2 separate regions of the Mus musculus genome follow, and region 2 is linked to region 1. Evidence: chromatin loops called from intact Hi-C (ENCODE). Cell type or tissue: heart. All regions are shown on one strand. Links, peaks and the distances in the headings refer to the core of each region. The heading gives the core; the rest is flanking DNA.

Region 1 (8,333 bases), core at 267-8,266:
ATTTCTCATTACCAAACACATACAAATATGGATTCTTATTTTCCCTGTTCTGTGCCCACCCTTAGCATGTTTTGTGGGCTCTGCGTTTGCTCAGAATATATTTTGGAGATCTATCCATATCAATACAAGGAGCTTCCTCATTTCAAAGACATACTACTCTTTTGTCAGGACAGTCCATGATCTAATTGGTTCTCAATCAATGGATGCTTGAGTTCTTTCCAAGCATTTGCTGTCACAGATAATGCTGCAAAGAACATACCTAAACAGACGCCATTTCACATGCATGCAAGTATGCAAGCATCAGTGTCCCGACATAAAAACTGCAAGTCAAATTGTAGTTTAAAAGGCATATTATCTTTTAAATTTATTTATTTGTTTATATATTTTATTTTTCAATGAGAGGGATCAAATGTAGGGCCTTGCACACACTAGGCTACTAATTTCATCTTTACCCCCCGCCACACACACACTTTCTATTATGGGTATGTATGTTCATATATGTACTCTTGCATCATCTGTCAACCTAAGTTGTCATCCCTCAGGAGCCATCCATCTCCCAGTCACGAGGTGAGTGGTTTTGCTTACACCCTTGCTGCTATGCAATGTGCTGTCACCAAAGGCCTAAGAGCAACACGACAGCCATTCTTGAAGTTTATTGTCTCGGGTACTCTGATACTGAAGAAAGCTGACCAGCACATGAACTGATGCATAAAATCAGATCTGGGAATTTAGTTCCTAGCCACCTAATAGCTGGGTGCACTCTGACAAATCACTGAACCTCTCTGTGCATCTACTTCCTTATTTGTGAAAAAGCGGTAGGCAGGCTGTTGCAGAGATGAGAACACAGAGCTTCACCAATGACAATTAAATGAGGCAAAGTTGACCACTCTTCCCTAGGGTGGGCCTTCCTTCTAGCTCAAACTGCAACATGGGATCATGTAGCAGAAATACATTCATGGCAGCAACCATGTAGAGACAGCCAATGCTGGCTGGCACTTTGCCTGGTCTAGGTGGTGAATAGCTAATACTATGCACACTCCTGACAGTGACATCCCTGCATGGAGAGCTTTGTAGTCTGAGTTGATAGCTAAGTAAGGCTTTAGAGGAGCCCAGTAGCTGCCACTATCTCGATCAGTAGAAGACTCAGGATTCGAATCCAGCTCTCCCAGGCTCTCATTCCCAAGTTCCTCTCTGTTGCCTGCTCCATCCAAACTGCATGGAATAAGCACTGTCCTGCAAATCTGACTTGTGTCATGGCTGACAAATGAGCCAGGGTGATGAGGGAGGGAAAGAAGTAGCCCAAGGCCGAGGAAGAGGCAAATAGGAGAATGAGCTGAGAAGTTTCTAGAAAACGCTTCTATGGGGTTTGGTAGCATGAGGCTCATTGGTGAAGCTTGAGTTTTGCATGTATGAGATCAGTGTGTTAATACCCAGCACTGAAAAAGAAAAGAAGAGAAAAAAAAACAAGTAAAAAACCAAAATAACAAAAAAACAGTAGCCAGTGCACTGTTGCTTGAGTGTGCAAGCATATATGTGCCTTTGAGTGTATGATTTCATGGCTATGTGTGCTTGTGTTGCTCTGGATCTAGGCACTAGTGTGTGTAATTTATGAGTGTGTGTGCATGCATGTATATGTGTATATGTGTATTGTGTTATATGGGCAGATATATGTATATATATGCATGTGTGTATTATGTATATATGTGTGTACACATATAGGTGTGTGTATTGTACATGCTCATGCATATATGTGTATATGTATAGCCATATGTATGTATGTGTCTCTGTTTGCATGTGTGCAAGTCTGAGTACTGTATATGTGTGTATGTGTATATGTGTACTTGTGTATGTGTGAATGGGTGTATGTATATGTATGTATGTGAATGTGTGTGTGTGTGTGTTTGGAGGGGAGAGAAAAAAACCTCCCATAGTCCATTCCTTCCTCCCTCTCATATATCCCAGTCAGCCAGGCCTGAACATACCCCATGTGATCTCTCCATGTGGTCAGTAGAGGATGCCTCATTTATTAGCAATGCTTCCCTGTTGCCCACAACTCAGACCAGCCAATCAAGCTCTGAAGGGACAGCAGAGGGAAGAGGGAGGGGGTCTTCGCTGATACAATCAAGCTTCCAAAGACAGGCTTTCCCTAGTCGGTCCCACCGGGGTCAAAAAGAAAGTCATGTGCTATTCAGTTCTTAAGGATGTCAAGAATAGTGGGGACACAAGTCTGTCTCTAAGAATTCATCTGGATGAGAAGAAACAACATCTCTGGCTGCCAGCAACAAAAGGAGTTGGAGGAGAGACCAGGGAGGAATGGATAAGCTTGTTTCCCAGCCTTGCTGTCCCCGGGCAAGTGCTCAGGCTCCTCCCTTCCACCCAGCAAACTGGCCTCGGGTTAATATCTACTTCTGTCTCTTCTACAGAGAGACCCATTCTTCAGTGTTCATGGCAAGAGAAATAGATATCAGAGAAGGATAGTTCTTGCCCACAGTGACACAGTATGATAGAAGCAGACAGATTCAAAACCACAGATCAGTTTCTGGTCCCAGCTCTATCCCTTCTGGTCACCCAGGACTCCCTGGAGACAACAGCCACAATGAGGATTTTCCTCCTGAGTGAGAGAAAGAGAGGCAACATTTTGGGGGCCTGGACCCAACATTAGTTCTGATTCTTTCACTAACTCTGGGGGGAAAACATCCTTGGTTTTTATTTAACACCATCTCAGAAGCTGGGGAGAACTTCCTTTAGTGCATCCATCCAATCTCCAAATCACCCTAGAAAGAGACAATGCAGGGGCCCACTGAAGTTGGCTGCGGAGACAGAGTGAGGGCCTTTCTCTCACCACGCCAGCTTCTTTGAAGTTGAAAACAAACAAACAAACAAACAAATAAACAAACAACATGCAGAAACTAAACTGCTGGGTGTCATCTGTGACCACCCAGCCCTGGAGAGAAGAAAAAGAAATCAGCATCCAAGCTTCCCCTGATGGACGCCCTTCACATCAATGCTCTGGTCTACAGGATACAGGGAAATAGCTGTTCTGCATTTCTTTCTGAATGAACCTGGGCGAGTAATATACATTTTATAGGTGAGAAAAACAAGGCTGGAAGGGATCCTGGGGTTAGTGCATGACATGCTGTGCTGTATCAGCTCTGCCTCCTAACTCACAATCCAAGCGCTTACTCTGTGGCCTCAGAGCTTTCTTGTTCATTCTAGCCTTGATTAGAAAACCAGCAGTTCTTGCACTGACTCCCAAGTCCTTCTTCCTGCAGGGAAGAAAACAGTCCTCTCAGAGCAAGCCATTATTTGGACAATCTGGGGGCCTCTAGACTCCTCCGGAAGATTCGACCTTCCCCTCCCAGGACCTAGCAACGCTGCCAAAACAAGAGGAGAAGGCTTCCAACAAAAGTTTGTTTTCATGGAGATTTTATTTCCTTCACAGAGGCTCTCCCTCCACAGATTTCTCTTTGTTGGCGCTTGTATTCAGAAGTCACCAGATACACAGCCCCTGACCCCATGGCCCTTGGGGATCGCTCGCATTTATCTCTCCTCCCAGGCCTACAGGCTGCTCATTCCCCCCACTCAAAAGACCCTTTGAGCTGCTCGGCAGAGAGAGGGCTCCCAGAGTAGGCAAAAGCTTGAGTGGGACCAGACCCTCCACACCAGGGTTGGGAGAAGCCAGGAATAGCCAGAGGAAGGGGTGGGAATGGAAGGACTCTGACCAGTGTAGTCATGGAGCGGGAGGCTGACCACAATCCTATACCCCTCCATCCAGGACTGTGTTCCCTGAAAGTAGGGACACTAACTATCGGTCCCAGGGGCAGAAGGAAGATCTCTGAGTCTGTCCTCAGAGGGCAGCTCAGCACACATGGAGGCATGTTCAGCCCTGGCCGAACCCCTGTGCCTTTTGCTCACAGCTCCTTTCAGGACTGCTGTAGTCCACAGTGCTGAGTTTTGGCTGGTTTGTCTAAGCACATAACTCAGGCTCTAGAGCAGCCCTCTAGTAAGTGTGCTGAACGGAGAGAGCCAGGGAGGAAGAGCCAAAGTAAGAGCCTTGGAAAGGGAACTTCCCAAAGAAACACACAGTGAGCAGTCACATGACAGGTCTAAGAGGTGGGTGGCTCTGTACCAGGGCTACTGATGGGATCAAGCACAGCTACTCCTGGACACAAGGTCCTCACAGGATAGCACAACATGGGCTGAGCAGACCTGGGTTAGATTCGCCACCTTCCAATCCACTAGCTTGGTGGTCTTCTGCAGCAATGGAACCCCTCTGCATCTCATCCCATCATCTGCTCAGACAAGGGTACTACTATTTCCAGATTGGTGTGAAGGAGACAGCAGTAGACATGAAGGAGCCAGGAAGAGGCCTGGCACGAGGTGGGTGGTCACTTCCCAGACCTCTAACTCCTGCAAGGTTGTTTGGTACCAGAGTACTAGTCTCTATTTCCCCCAAAGCAGTTTCAGGATGTTTCCTTGGGGTGTACCCTATCTCACATTGAATTTAGCCAGACATTAGAACTTTATATTCTTTCACATTTCGTGGGTGTTGGTGTATTTGTATACATGTTTGTGTATGTGCACGCATATGTATAGGCAGGGGGCATGTACTTGTGTGTGCTCATGCATGCAGAAGCCAGAGGACAACCTTGGGTATCATTCTTCAGGAGCAGTCTAGCTTATTTTTTGAGACAGGGTCTCTCATTGATCTTCAGTTTGTCAGGTAAACTAGGCTGGTTGGAGGAATAGCTGGAAAGTGAGTCCCAGGGAGCACCCATAATGATATTCAACTTTTTAATGCGTTCTGGTCCTCCAGCTTATGTGGCAAACATTTTACCAACTAAGCTCTTCCCCATCCCAAATGGCTACCTATTAAGGATTCTCTATTACTACTACTACTACTATTATTAGTATCGGAATTGGTATTGGTATTAGTATTAGTATTATTGTTGTTGGTGGTGATATTTTTAGTGGTGGGTTTTCTGTGTAGACCTAGCTATCCTGGTACTTGATCTATAAGCAAGGCTGACTTCTGCCTGCCTTTGCCTCCCAGGTGCTGGGATTAAAGGCACGTGCTTCCATGCCTGGCTCCTAAAAATTTTATTTTAACTTGTTCTGAAGAGACAGCAGCCATTCACAGTTTACAAAGCATTTTATAAAAGCTAATGTCTCGTTTGTTCTTCAAATGGTCTCACTCTAGGTTAGCAGATGAGAAAACTGAGAAGCACAGACATGTGATGGCTTTTTCAAAGTCGCAGAACAGATGAGAGTGAGGAGAAGACCAGGGCCAGATCGTCTAGCATCTGCTGCAGGTGGGAGCCCCAAGATACCCTGAAAAGGACAGGAGGAGAGCCAGCGAGGAGTGTCAGGACTCAGCACACAGGGCCACAAAGCATGCTGGCTTCTTGAAGACAGGAAAGAATAAAACTATTAGAGCCTAGACTTGAAGATTGGGTGAGGAAGGCAGCTCAGAAGGGTATAAACGCAGAGGACAGGACAAGTCCCAAGTCTTCACAGTTAGACTATGAGTTCAGGAATCACTGTTTTGTTTCACTTTTGACTTGAGGTTCTGGGGAAGGGAGCCCTGTGCCAGGCTGATGAAAGCAAGAGACAATGCTGGAGGAGAAACAGAATCTACTCAAGTCTGATTTCCAAGCTAACATGAAGTCAAAAGAAGTCATTGAAGTCTAGATCCTGTGTCAATGTATGCTGAACTTCTTCATGTTTAGATCATTAATTAACCATCTACCTTAAGTTCTCTGTCACACAGAAACAGACAAGGATGGGGTAGACACTGGGAAGGCCCCAGAGCCTGACACAAATACAGAACCTAACAAGAAGACTTTCAATTTGAGAACTTGCTCTCTGGACCATCGTTCCTACACACAAAAACAAGCACACACATGCACACACACACAATTCATCAGCCCAGGAATATACAAAGATGGTGTTCTCCCTCCATCTTCCCACTCCATTGGAGACCTAAAAATGTTAAGCTCCTCTAGAAACACCCTCCTATGCTTCTGACCAATGTTGTCCTTCCAGAATCACCACCAGATTTACCTGAAGGGAGCTGTACAGAAGGAAGTGAGAGACCAATAGGGTGACTCCTAAGGGCACCCCTGCCAAGAAATTCCAGGATCTCAAATCCGTGGCCAGCTCCAGAGAGAATGCACCCCTGGGCTTCCATTTCCCAGTCCTGACGGGCTTTCTGCTCAGTCTCTGCAAAGGAGCTCTTTCAAAGGGGAGACGGAATTCCCCTGAGCCCGGGGAAGCTGAATCTGTATTGTGAAGTGATTTCAGTCTCTTCTTGCTTTCAAATGTACTTAATCAACATGAATGGGATCGCAAGGGCTAGAGCTCCTACAGGTAGGACGAATGGAGAAGAATAATGCTCATAAATCATTTAGCATGCAAGCCAAACAGGCCTGGATTTTTTTCTTAAAGGAAAAGGTGATACCAACGAAAGCGAGCCATAAAGGAAACAAAATGCACTGTGACTTGTCCCCACAGGTAGACAGTGTCTCCAACTCATGCATGCCATGTTCTCCTGCAATCTGGCCTCCTGAATGGACTCTAGCTTGACTTCCCCCTTCCCCTTCCACAAAGCTCAGACCAGCAGAGGAGCCGGCACAGGGGAAGGACAGCTGATGGAAACAGCTGCATTCCCATCTACTCCTTCAGCTCCAGTCAGGGACTGGCTGTCTCTTTAGCAGCTTACTTCACAAGTCAGCTTCTAAACTATAGTGGAAGTGACCACTCTAGTTCTGTGGCTATTTTCTTCCTGGGTCTAGCTCTACATTGGCCTTACAGACAGGCCTTGCTATACCTCCTGCAGAATGATGCCTTGTTAGCCACTCTCTGCCGCCTTAACCCATGTAAGCAATGATTTCTGCTTGACCTTATATGGCATAGGTGCACTATGGCTCTCCTGCCAGGACATAAGTTTCATGTGGGCTGAATACTTGCATTTTTGTTGACCATTATAATCACAGGACCTGTAACGATGTTTGAGACATAGTAGGTATCCATCAGATATTTGCTGATTAAGTGAAGAAATAAATAAAACTGACTCCTTCTTTGTTAAGTAGGGAACATGTTAGATGCCAAAAGCCTGGCCACTTCAAAATAGGGAGATACAGTTAAGATCTAGATAAGACTCTATTGCTTGCCTCTGATTCTATCACTTTGACCCAGAGTAAACTCTTCCTGTACTTTCTCCATAAAGAATGGGAATCATCTCTCTTTCTCTCTCTCTCTCTCTCTCTCTCTCTCTCTCTCTCTCTCTCTCTCTCTCTCTCTCTCTCTCTCTCTGTCTCTCGTACTTCTTCCTAGCTATCAGCCTTGTCAAGATGAAGCTGAATATATCCTATACTACTATCTTCCCAGCTGCTGGATGTCAGAAACTCATAGAAGTAGACAATGAACGAAGTATCCTGCTTTCTCTGAGAAATGCATGGCCATAGATGTATTTGCTGATGCTCTGGGTGAAGAGGTGGTTGAATCAGTAGTGGGAATAGCAAACAAGGTTTTCTCATGAAATAAGGTATCTTTGCCTACAGCAGGGTGTGGGTGCTGTTGAGTAAGGGGCATCCTTGTTATAGACCAAGAAGACCCGGACAGAAAAAGTGCCACTTTGTTCAGGAATTTATTGTGGTTAAGATTGCTTTTCTAGAGACCCTAAGTTCAATTCCCAGCAACTACATGATGGCTCACAACCATCTGTAATGGGATCTGATACTCTCATCTGGTATGTCTGAAGACAGCTACAGTGTACTTATATACATAAAGTAAATAAATGAAATCTTAAAAACAAAACAAGGCCGGGTGTGGTGGCGCACACCTTTAATCCTAGCACTTGGGAGGCGGAGGCGGAGGCAGGTGAATTTCTGAGTTGGAGGCCAGCCTTGTCTACAGAGTGAGTTCCAGGACAGCCAGGGCTACACAGAGAAAACCTGTCTCAGAAAAAAATAAATAAAAACAAAACAAAACAAAACCACAGCTTGGTTATTGGAGAGAGGGAGAGAGGGGGTATCCCTGGACTGACAGATACTACTATGCTGAAGTATGCAGAACTCAAAGACTTTTCAATCTCTTTAAAGAAGATGGTTTCTTCCAATATGTCAGAAAACATGGTTTTGTTTTGTTTGGTTTTGTTTTTCAGAAAATCTCTAAACAAAGGTAACAGACCAGAAATACCCCAAGAGCCAGTATCTTGTCACTCCATGCATCCAGCAACACAAACATTGATGTATCACTCTGAAGAAACCAATCACCAAGAAAATTAAGGAGGAGGCTACTGCAGAATATGCTAAACTTTTGGCCAAGAAAAT
Region 2 (8,333 bases), core at 175-8,174, 48 kb before region 1:
TCTATAAATCAGAGAAGGTGACACACACATGCTCACACACTCAAGCTCCCTTCTTCAAGAAGCTGGGTAGGGAATCTCACTGTAGTGGACACCGAGCTGTGGCTCAGGCCCTAAGAGATATTTGGAGTTGGTATCTCTTCTCCCAGTTACCAGCATAAGTTAGGCTGTCCCTTTCAGTGAAAAGAGCCGAGTGTGTAATCACCCCTGTTTGGAGACTGGAGGATTCCTCTACGCAGACCCTTCTTTCTCACAACTGAAAGAGCCCCGCCCATCTTGAAAGGGAAGGAGAAGTTCTCACCAAATAATGGGCATGAGTACCTAAGAAGGACCAGCTACCATCACAAGTCCTTTCCCATCATGCCTCCAGGACCAGTGTATCCTTCTGAACCCATCTCTTGATTCCTAAGGGTACCATCCCAGGACAAGAGTGAAATCCACAATCACACAGGAACACACATACAAGCACATGGGGACATTTGGTACTCCAGACACAACACATAAGCATCCCTCTGGTGTTTTGACAGTTTTAGATGAAGTAAGAAAGAAATGAGATAGCCGGAGAGATGTTGAGTTAGGACTTTGGCCCAGGTCTGCGAAGTGCCTGATGACTGTATCAGACACTAGGAGAATAACTTCAGTCCTGACACATTGCGGGGGATAAAATGTTTTACCACCAAGGGCTCCAAAACAGCTCCTTTCTCAAATACAGAAAAGCCAAAAGGCAAAAGCCGGGTGTGGTGGCGCACTCCTTTAATCCCAGCACTCAGGAGGCAGAGGCAGGCGAATTTCTGAGTTTGAGGCCAGTCTGGTCTACAGAGTGAGTTCCAGGACAGCCAGGGCTACAAAGAGAAACCCTGTCTCGAAAAAAAAAAAAAAAAAGCTTTGCAGAACCTGATACAACCTAGACTTTTCTGGAGTTGTCTATTTTCCCCTATTTGTTCTTCACTTCTTGGTTGGTTTTATTTCTTCACTTTTGTTAACTTGATATAAGCTAGAATCATCTAGGAAGAGAGGACCTCGATTGAGAAATTGCCTCAATAAGACTGGCCTGTTGGCGAGCCTGTGGGACGTTTTCTTGATTAATGATGGATGTGGAAGGTCCTGGTCTACTGCGGGTGGTCCTGTCCCTAAGTAGGTGGTTCCAGGATGTATAAGAAAGCAGACTAAGCATGGTGTGAAGAGCAAGCCAGTAAGCAACATCCCCCCCTCCATGTCTTCTACTTCAGCTCCTGCCTCTAAGTTCCTGTTCTGTTTGAGTTCCTGCCCTGACTCCCATCAGGGCTAGACTGTTTCCTGGTAGTATAAGATAAAAACACTTTCCTGCCTAAAGTTGCTTTTGGTCATGGCGTTTTATCATAGCAATAAGGAGCCAAACTAAGATAGAAATTACTAAATAAAATGTTAAGCAGTGAGTCTTGTCCTGATGAATCTTCTTATGTATAAATTGATTTCTGCTGCAGGAAAGGGGCTCCTGGCTGGTGACCTGGCATTCTGTGGTTTACATGCAGGAGAGACTCATGAGGGAAGAGCCTAGGATGTGAGGCCAGGAAGGAGGAAATATGGTGCAATACACAATCCATAAGTTTAAAAAAACATTATTTATTTAATGTATATGAGTACAGTAGCTGTCTTCAGACACACAAGAAGAGGGCATCAGATCCCATTACTGATGGTTGTGAGCCACCATGTAGATGCTGGGAATCGAACTCAGGACCCCTGGAAGAGCAGTCAGTGCTCTTAACCACTGAGCATCTCTCCAGCCTGAATCATAAGTTTTGAACTGCATGCCACTATAGTGGCAGGATGAAGTCTTATGCTGTCTTTTTCCTGAGTGGGTCATGAGTCATCCCTTTGTCTAGTGTGTCCATGCGGTACACAGTACCCACCTGTTACTCACTCAGCCGTTGGCTTACTTTTCAGATGAGACTTTACCCTACCCTAATGCCTCTGTTCAAGAAACCTTTATTTTACTTAATAAGATCCCAAAGTATAAAAATAGTGACAACTGGCAATTTCATCACAATACAATTGTCCCATTTTATTGTTATTGTTAACGCCTTGTTATGCCTGGTTTATAAATTAAGCTATGTCATAATATATACATACAGGATGAAACATCATAAATATAGGTACCATGCACAGACATCTTCTACTAGAGGACCTTGAATATCTTCAAGGAGAAAATACTCTCTGAAAAAAAAAACTCTCTGAAAACTGAAATATGATCTATTTAATTTGTAAACCTACTATTATTTTTAAAATCTGTTTTAAGATAACTGATGGCTCCTCTCGAATCTTTATATATCTATCTAGCTTCCAGAAAAAAGGGACAGTGCTGCTTTCTGACTTGTCTCTTACATTTTCCTTACCCAAGAAGTTTGAAAGGCTCTCAAGTAAAAGAAGTCAGGACCGGGGATGTACTGCAGTGGTAGAGCTCTTACCTCATATGTGTGTTTCTGGAAGTGATGCAAAAAAGCAAACTAAGAAAGCACCATGTGGCCTTAGATATGCACTCTATTTCTGTCTGTATTTCAGTTTTCTCCCTTCTGAAAGTAAGAACTTACCTCCTTGGGAAAGGGGATTAATTCTCTTCTGCCCACCCTTATGAGCACCTCTTGTAGCAGCCATTGCCCCCTGGAGATCAGGACTTCTCTACAGAGCATGTCTCCTCTTTAGAGTTCCTCTGACTAGGTGCTTGGCTAGAATGCTCTCATTTGCTCTAGAGCACTGTCCCATCCGGAGAAGCAAAGAGGCCACAGTTGGCCTTTAAGCCTCCAGACATGGCTAGGCTAGGGGGTGGGGCTGTGAGGAACAACAACAAAGGGGCTAGGGACCTCTTATAGAAGCTCCTGTTTGTCGGAGTGGGTTTGTTCATAAGATTTGAATGAGGGTACAATGGTGCCCTGCGTCAAGGAAAGATTGAGTTTTTAGGTTTTTAGTGTTGTATTTCATAAAGGGTCTGAAGTGATAAGGAGCTCTGGAGATTTTTAGGGCCTTGTTTGGTTTTGGAGCCCTTTCTTTACCCCTCACAGCCTTCTGTTATGGAGTCCACGCTGGGAAGTGCTAATCAGAAGCAGCGCTCCCATTTCCTAGGTGGGAAAAACCCATCAGTGTCTAAAGTTGGCCACTTTCCTGATTCCCCCTCTTGGGGGAGGGAGCAATTCCACACCTGTTTCCAAGGCTTAACTTGTGCAGCTGTGGCACATGGACATCTGTCCCCTCGTTTTAAGAGAGTGGAGACGGCAGAGCAGGGCTCCTTGAAAGTGAAACCACTGAAGAAAACAGCTGGACGGGCCACCCTAATAACAGTCTATGACTTTCAGATCTTTTCCGGGACCACCCACATAGCTGGTCCAAGTCCCAGCCCCAGGGTTCTTAGGGTTACTTATGAACTCCATGTCTAGCCTCAGTTTCCCCATTTCCTAATAGGCCTTTTTGAGAAATGAACTGCCCAGAAACAAAGTCCACAGCACAAGTCCACAGGGGCCCAAGCTGCATTCCTGTGGACCTGGGGAAAGACATCAGGCACAGGCCAGGTTCAGGAAGGCACACAGCAAACAGCAGCACTGTTGCCTAGTCATGGCCCCCAGAAATCCTTTTTCCCCTTGGACGTCAGTACCTTATCCGGAAAAGGGACCAAGATTCCTTGTAATTCCTACGCTGAGGGTGTACCTTTTTCTGACAGAGTCAACGACCATACCGGACTTTTCAATTCAGGAAGTTTCCAGTGCTATAAGCATTTTCCACCTCTAAAGAGGGAGAAGAGAGTTTACTTGGGCTCCTATTCCTTGACATCACATGGATGGGGCAAGTGGGATTCATTTATTCCTGCAAGGGTACGGAGATAGAAGGCAGAAAAACAGGAAAAGTGTCCCCACCCACCCACACCACATATATTCACCTACACTGTACAGCAACCGGGATTTTCTCTTCCAGCTCTAAGCCTAGCCAAGCAGCTGTTGTCTATACCCAGACAAAGGACTGAGCTATCCTCCAACCAAGCCCAAGCTTGGGGGTCTGGGGATGGGCAATGGGAGGGGATCAGAGCCAGCCAGACTGGGAGACTGCCTGCAGTCTTAGCCTCTGATCCAGACGTTGTGTGAAGACAAGACTGAGATAACCACTTTTTGTGGGACCGTGTGGGACCCTAGGCGCCCTCTCCCCCATCCCGCTCGGCTCTCAGCACACGCCCTTGGGCTGAGCTAAGTCCAGAACCCGGCTGAGTAGGGGAATTGTTCTGAGAAAGTGGCCCGTTGGCTGGTTGCTATGGAAACCGACATACCACAGCGTTGACCCCAGAGAGGTTTAGCACGCTCCCCCAGCAGGGATGCCAGCAGCTGGACTGCAGCTGTTACAGCATAAGTGGGGGCTGGAGCTGCCGCCAGCAGTCCCTGCTGTTTGCCTAAACTAGGCTGGGCAGCAGAGCCCCTCCGTGGACTCCGACCCCCACCTCCACCCCCATCCCAAGCATTACACTTGCTCCAGTCAGGAAAGGAGCCTGGTTCCAGCCAGGATCGATGGGGATAGGGATGGGAGCAGAGCTCAAGAGGAGATCTCCATGAAGCACAGCATATCCCTAAGGGTGCCCTGGGGAAACTGAGGCCCAAGGAAGAGGAGTTTTGGTTCCTGGTTATACAACCAGAGCATGGTTGGGGCTGGCCCAGGGCTCTGCCCCTCCATGCTTGTGGTAATTCCATGGTAACTCAGCCTCCTTCACTCCAGACACCAAGGGACATGAGGGAGGGGGCATCCGAAAATGAGAAACAAGAGCAGGAGGGATTGGGAGGCGGGAAGCTGATAACAGGAATAGAAAGGAGCACACAAAGAGGAGAAGGCATGTGAGTTTATGAGCAGATGGGAACGAGTGGGAGAAGTAGACAAAGTTGAGAGGCAGGGAGTTAGAGGAGGAGAAAAGAGAGGTGAGGAGGTGCTGGCGTGGAGGAGGGATGGATGAGACAGCCTAGCAGCTGGCTCCCCAGCTGTGGTCTGCATTCCTCCCTGGCAAGAAGGCTTGGGTCCAGAGGATTGCATCAGAAAGCAGGACAGGACAAGAAACACGGGAAGATGCAAAAAACAGAGGAGACATGGAAGTGGATTCCAGATTTCGGGGAGGCAGCTCCTGCCATTCTATAATGTCTAGAGTTCCTCAGGTGGCCTAAAGCCAACATGCCAGCCAACTACCTGGACACCTATGACCCTGTGCTAAACTGCACTCGATCCCGATGCTCAACAAATACCTTTTCAGACAGAGAGGTGAGACTACTTCCCTCCTTGGGCAGCCCTATAAGCTGGTCACCCAACCTATTGTCTCTGTCAGGAGGCCGGAACATAAGCCTTTACATTCTCTCTAGACTGCCTTCTTTCCTGGCTCCCAGGTGTCATCATTCCTGCTAATGAAAGGAAAGATGTGGAAAGGAACTCTCTCTCCCAGGACCACTGCCACATTCTCACCCCAGCCCTTTACCCTTCTTTTTTCATGTAGAACTGGGTATGCCACCAAAGCACCTTGTAAGCCAGTAGTCCTCCTTAGTCCTGGCCAAGACTCCTTCCTCCTCACTTCACAATGAGTAACTTCCCTTTTAACTCCTCCTCACCAGCCAGCCTAAGCTTGGTCACAGGGCACTGGCAGATTGTCTCCATTCTCCTGCCCTTCTGAACCTCCAAGGAATGGTTCTTATGATGGCTTGGCCTCATGGGCACAGAGACATGGGTCAGCGAGGGAATGAACAGTCACTGTGACACACCAGAACTGGAAGTCTGATTTGGCAATGGGTCTGTAGATTGCTTTTGCCTACATACAACCTATTCAACTTCTTAACAAAAATGTGTTATCTCAAAATATTTCTATTATGTTTTACTGATCTGACAAGGACAGCATCAGAGGTGAAGCCCTGCTTCTCCGGTTGGCCAACTCTCTTCCCATTGAGCAAGACATGCTCGCTGATCAATTGTGAACTCAGCTTCTACTTGGGAAGGAGATTTGCTGGTCAAGAATATTGCTGATGCTTCCCATCTGGCCAGTGAGATCATTGAAGGCATTTATTGAGCAGATGGCTCCTGACTCCAAACCTAGGCGATGTGAGTGTGGTAACCAGGAATGGCCATGTGAAAAAGCCATGCCAAACTCCTGACCAGAAATCTGTAATGATAAAGGAACCACAACACAGATCTAATACACACATGAGAGGAGTGAGTGGTAGGTGGCAGAGTATTGTGAAGGCTGCATGGTCACAGGGCACTGTCATGTCCCAGAGAAGCAATGTCCTGACCACTTATCAAGGCAAAGTGACATGCTCTCAGAGAAATGACTGGTGTAGAGTTAAAATGAAGCTGGGTCTCTAAGTGTAGAGTTAAAATGAAGCTGGGTCTATAAAACCATCCCATCCATCTAGACTCTAAAAAGCATCAACATCCCTTTCTAACAGCAAGCATCTCTCTGTACCCCTTAACCATGAGAGGGTAAGCCAGAACCCGGGACTAGAATTCATATTCTAAATCACATTGTGAGTTGGTCATAAACCATTTGAGTGAGTCAGCATTTAGTTTGTAAATCATCACCACCATTGCCATCTTATTTAAAATATCACCTCCTGTCCCACAGTGAAAGCTTATTGTTCCCAACTGGTGACTGAACAGAGAGCGGCAGACATCAGCCAAGCCCAAACGTAACCAACCAAGGCTCACTTTTGGGCCAGAAATCTTATCCCTATAGCATAAGACCTCTGTGTTAGTGTTTCCTAGTCTCACAGACTCTAGCGCACGGCAGATGTCTAGTAAACACATGCTGAGCTGGAAAAAAAAATCATTTGTCCTGAAGGCCATTGCAAGATGTGTTCAGCCCTGACTGTAAGAATGGGCCTGGGGAAGGGAAAGAAAGGGAAGGGAAAAGAGATCTTTCAGCAAGGACATGCATGAATGACCTGTTGCAAGGGACATCGTCCCAGTCATTGTATGGTCGTTTTGAAGGAATAATGATAAAGGCAACTGAACTTGGTTTTTGTTTGCTTAATTGTTTATTTTGTTTTGTTTTGTTTTTTTGAATATCTGAAACATTCCCCAAGTCGCCAACCTAAGTGAGCAGCAAATACTTTTCTGATGAAAAAGAAAAAGCAAAGATTGAGACAGATGTAACGGGAGTAGAATTGGGATGGCCAATAGGGTGGTTAGTCTTATAACAGGCTGTGATGAGAAGCAATAGGTCATAGCATGGAGGCCACCCGAGGCCAGGCAGGTCCCAGGCAGGCTCCCCACAGCAGGACACTGATCAGGCTTCCTAGGCAAAGACAGGTGGGTGATTCTCTAGATTCTGAGAGGAAACAATGTGAAAGATAGCCTTCAGCTGGCAGAAAAGGTCAAGCAGAAGTGCACAGGTTAGACCTAGTGTACGAAAGCACAGGTTAGACCTAGTGCACAGGAGCATAGACAAGAGGTCTTGATATAATTTCTGAGGTGCTGAAGTACTTGGTCAGAAAGGCTTGGGGACTTAAGATAGTCAAGGAAAAAGACCAAATTCTTGGTGCACATGGGGTGCTAGAACTAGAACCTCAGGATAGAAAGGTTATTTTTACTGATTCCCCGTTTCTAAAATTTTTTTTTTATTCAAGCTGGCAGAAAACCTCAGGACTATTTGTTTATGTCCAAGTATCGACAACATAGTAGTCAGACGTACATGATATTGGATGAGTAAGTGAACTGAAGAAAACATGGTCTTAGAGATTGGCAGGACTCTGAAACCTTTAACTGAACAGTTTAGTTGTGCTCGAAGGCCTTGAGACAATGGCAAACCTCCTAGATCACCAGGAGAAGACATACTTGCTAACTGCTTTCAGTATTGGGTGTTCTGGGTCTGTGGTGGTCCCCTGTGAACCAGGACTGAGTTTATTTCCACTTGATTGAGCTGCTATGAGATCCCACTATGCACCAGCGACTTCATCATAGACCATGATGAATTGGGGCTTGTTGCCTGCAGTATGTGATGTTGCCGCAGCTCAGGCAGAGGCCGCAGCAGGAGCTCAACCAGTCCGCAGGTGAGGAATATGCTTTCTTTTTCCCTTGGGAGCCAAGCACTTCCTGACTTGGTTAAAGAAAACCTAGATGACCCCTCCTGCCATGCTCACATCCCTGGCTGCCAAAGGCAGAAGGGAGGGGTGGAAAGCCTGCCACAGTGCTTCTCTCCTCTGCCATTTCCTCTGCAGCTCCCTCACTGGCCCTGTTTTTCAGACCTCTAGTAATAAAAACAAGCCAATAAAATGAACATGAAAATATATTCATTAGGATTTATAATGCTCATTAAAACTGCCTGTGTACGAAAGCATGACTTAGCTTCATATAAG

The links. Peaks named below come from ENCODE experiments on the same cell type or tissue, not always from the same donor. Only the 100,000 strongest peaks of a DNase experiment are listed, where the experiment ranks them.
Region 2: a loop joins it to region 1, with 1.9 times the contacts of the local background. A loop is called at or near these places in 6 of 42 quality-filtered maps.

Annotation. Positions count from the first base shown.
Region 1 is chr9:37,097,804-37,106,136 of GRCm38, forward strand. The region is part of intron 1 of Pknox2 (Pbx/knotted 1 homeobox 2); the gene reads right to left. Among named protein-coding and RNA genes, the nearest start is that of Pknox2, 45 kb to the right of the region's middle. In heart, for the core only: no CTCF peak of the experiment used is centred there; DNase peaks (open chromatin) are centred at 3,458, 4,038 and 6,198; H3K27ac peaks cover 1,227 bases.
Region 2 is chr9:37,050,002-37,058,334 of GRCm38, forward strand. All of the region lies in intron 2 of Pknox2 (Pbx/knotted 1 homeobox 2), which reads right to left. All of the region lies in intron 3 of Gm34538 (a long non-coding RNA gene), which reads left to right. Among named protein-coding and RNA genes, the nearest start is that of Gm34538, 17 kb to the left of the region's middle. RefSeq lists an enhancer at 3,338-5,277. In heart, for the core only: no CTCF peak of the experiment used is centred there; DNase peaks (open chromatin) are centred at 3,270, 4,310 and 5,000; H3K4me3 peaks cover 1,187 bases; H3K27ac peaks cover 2,628 bases.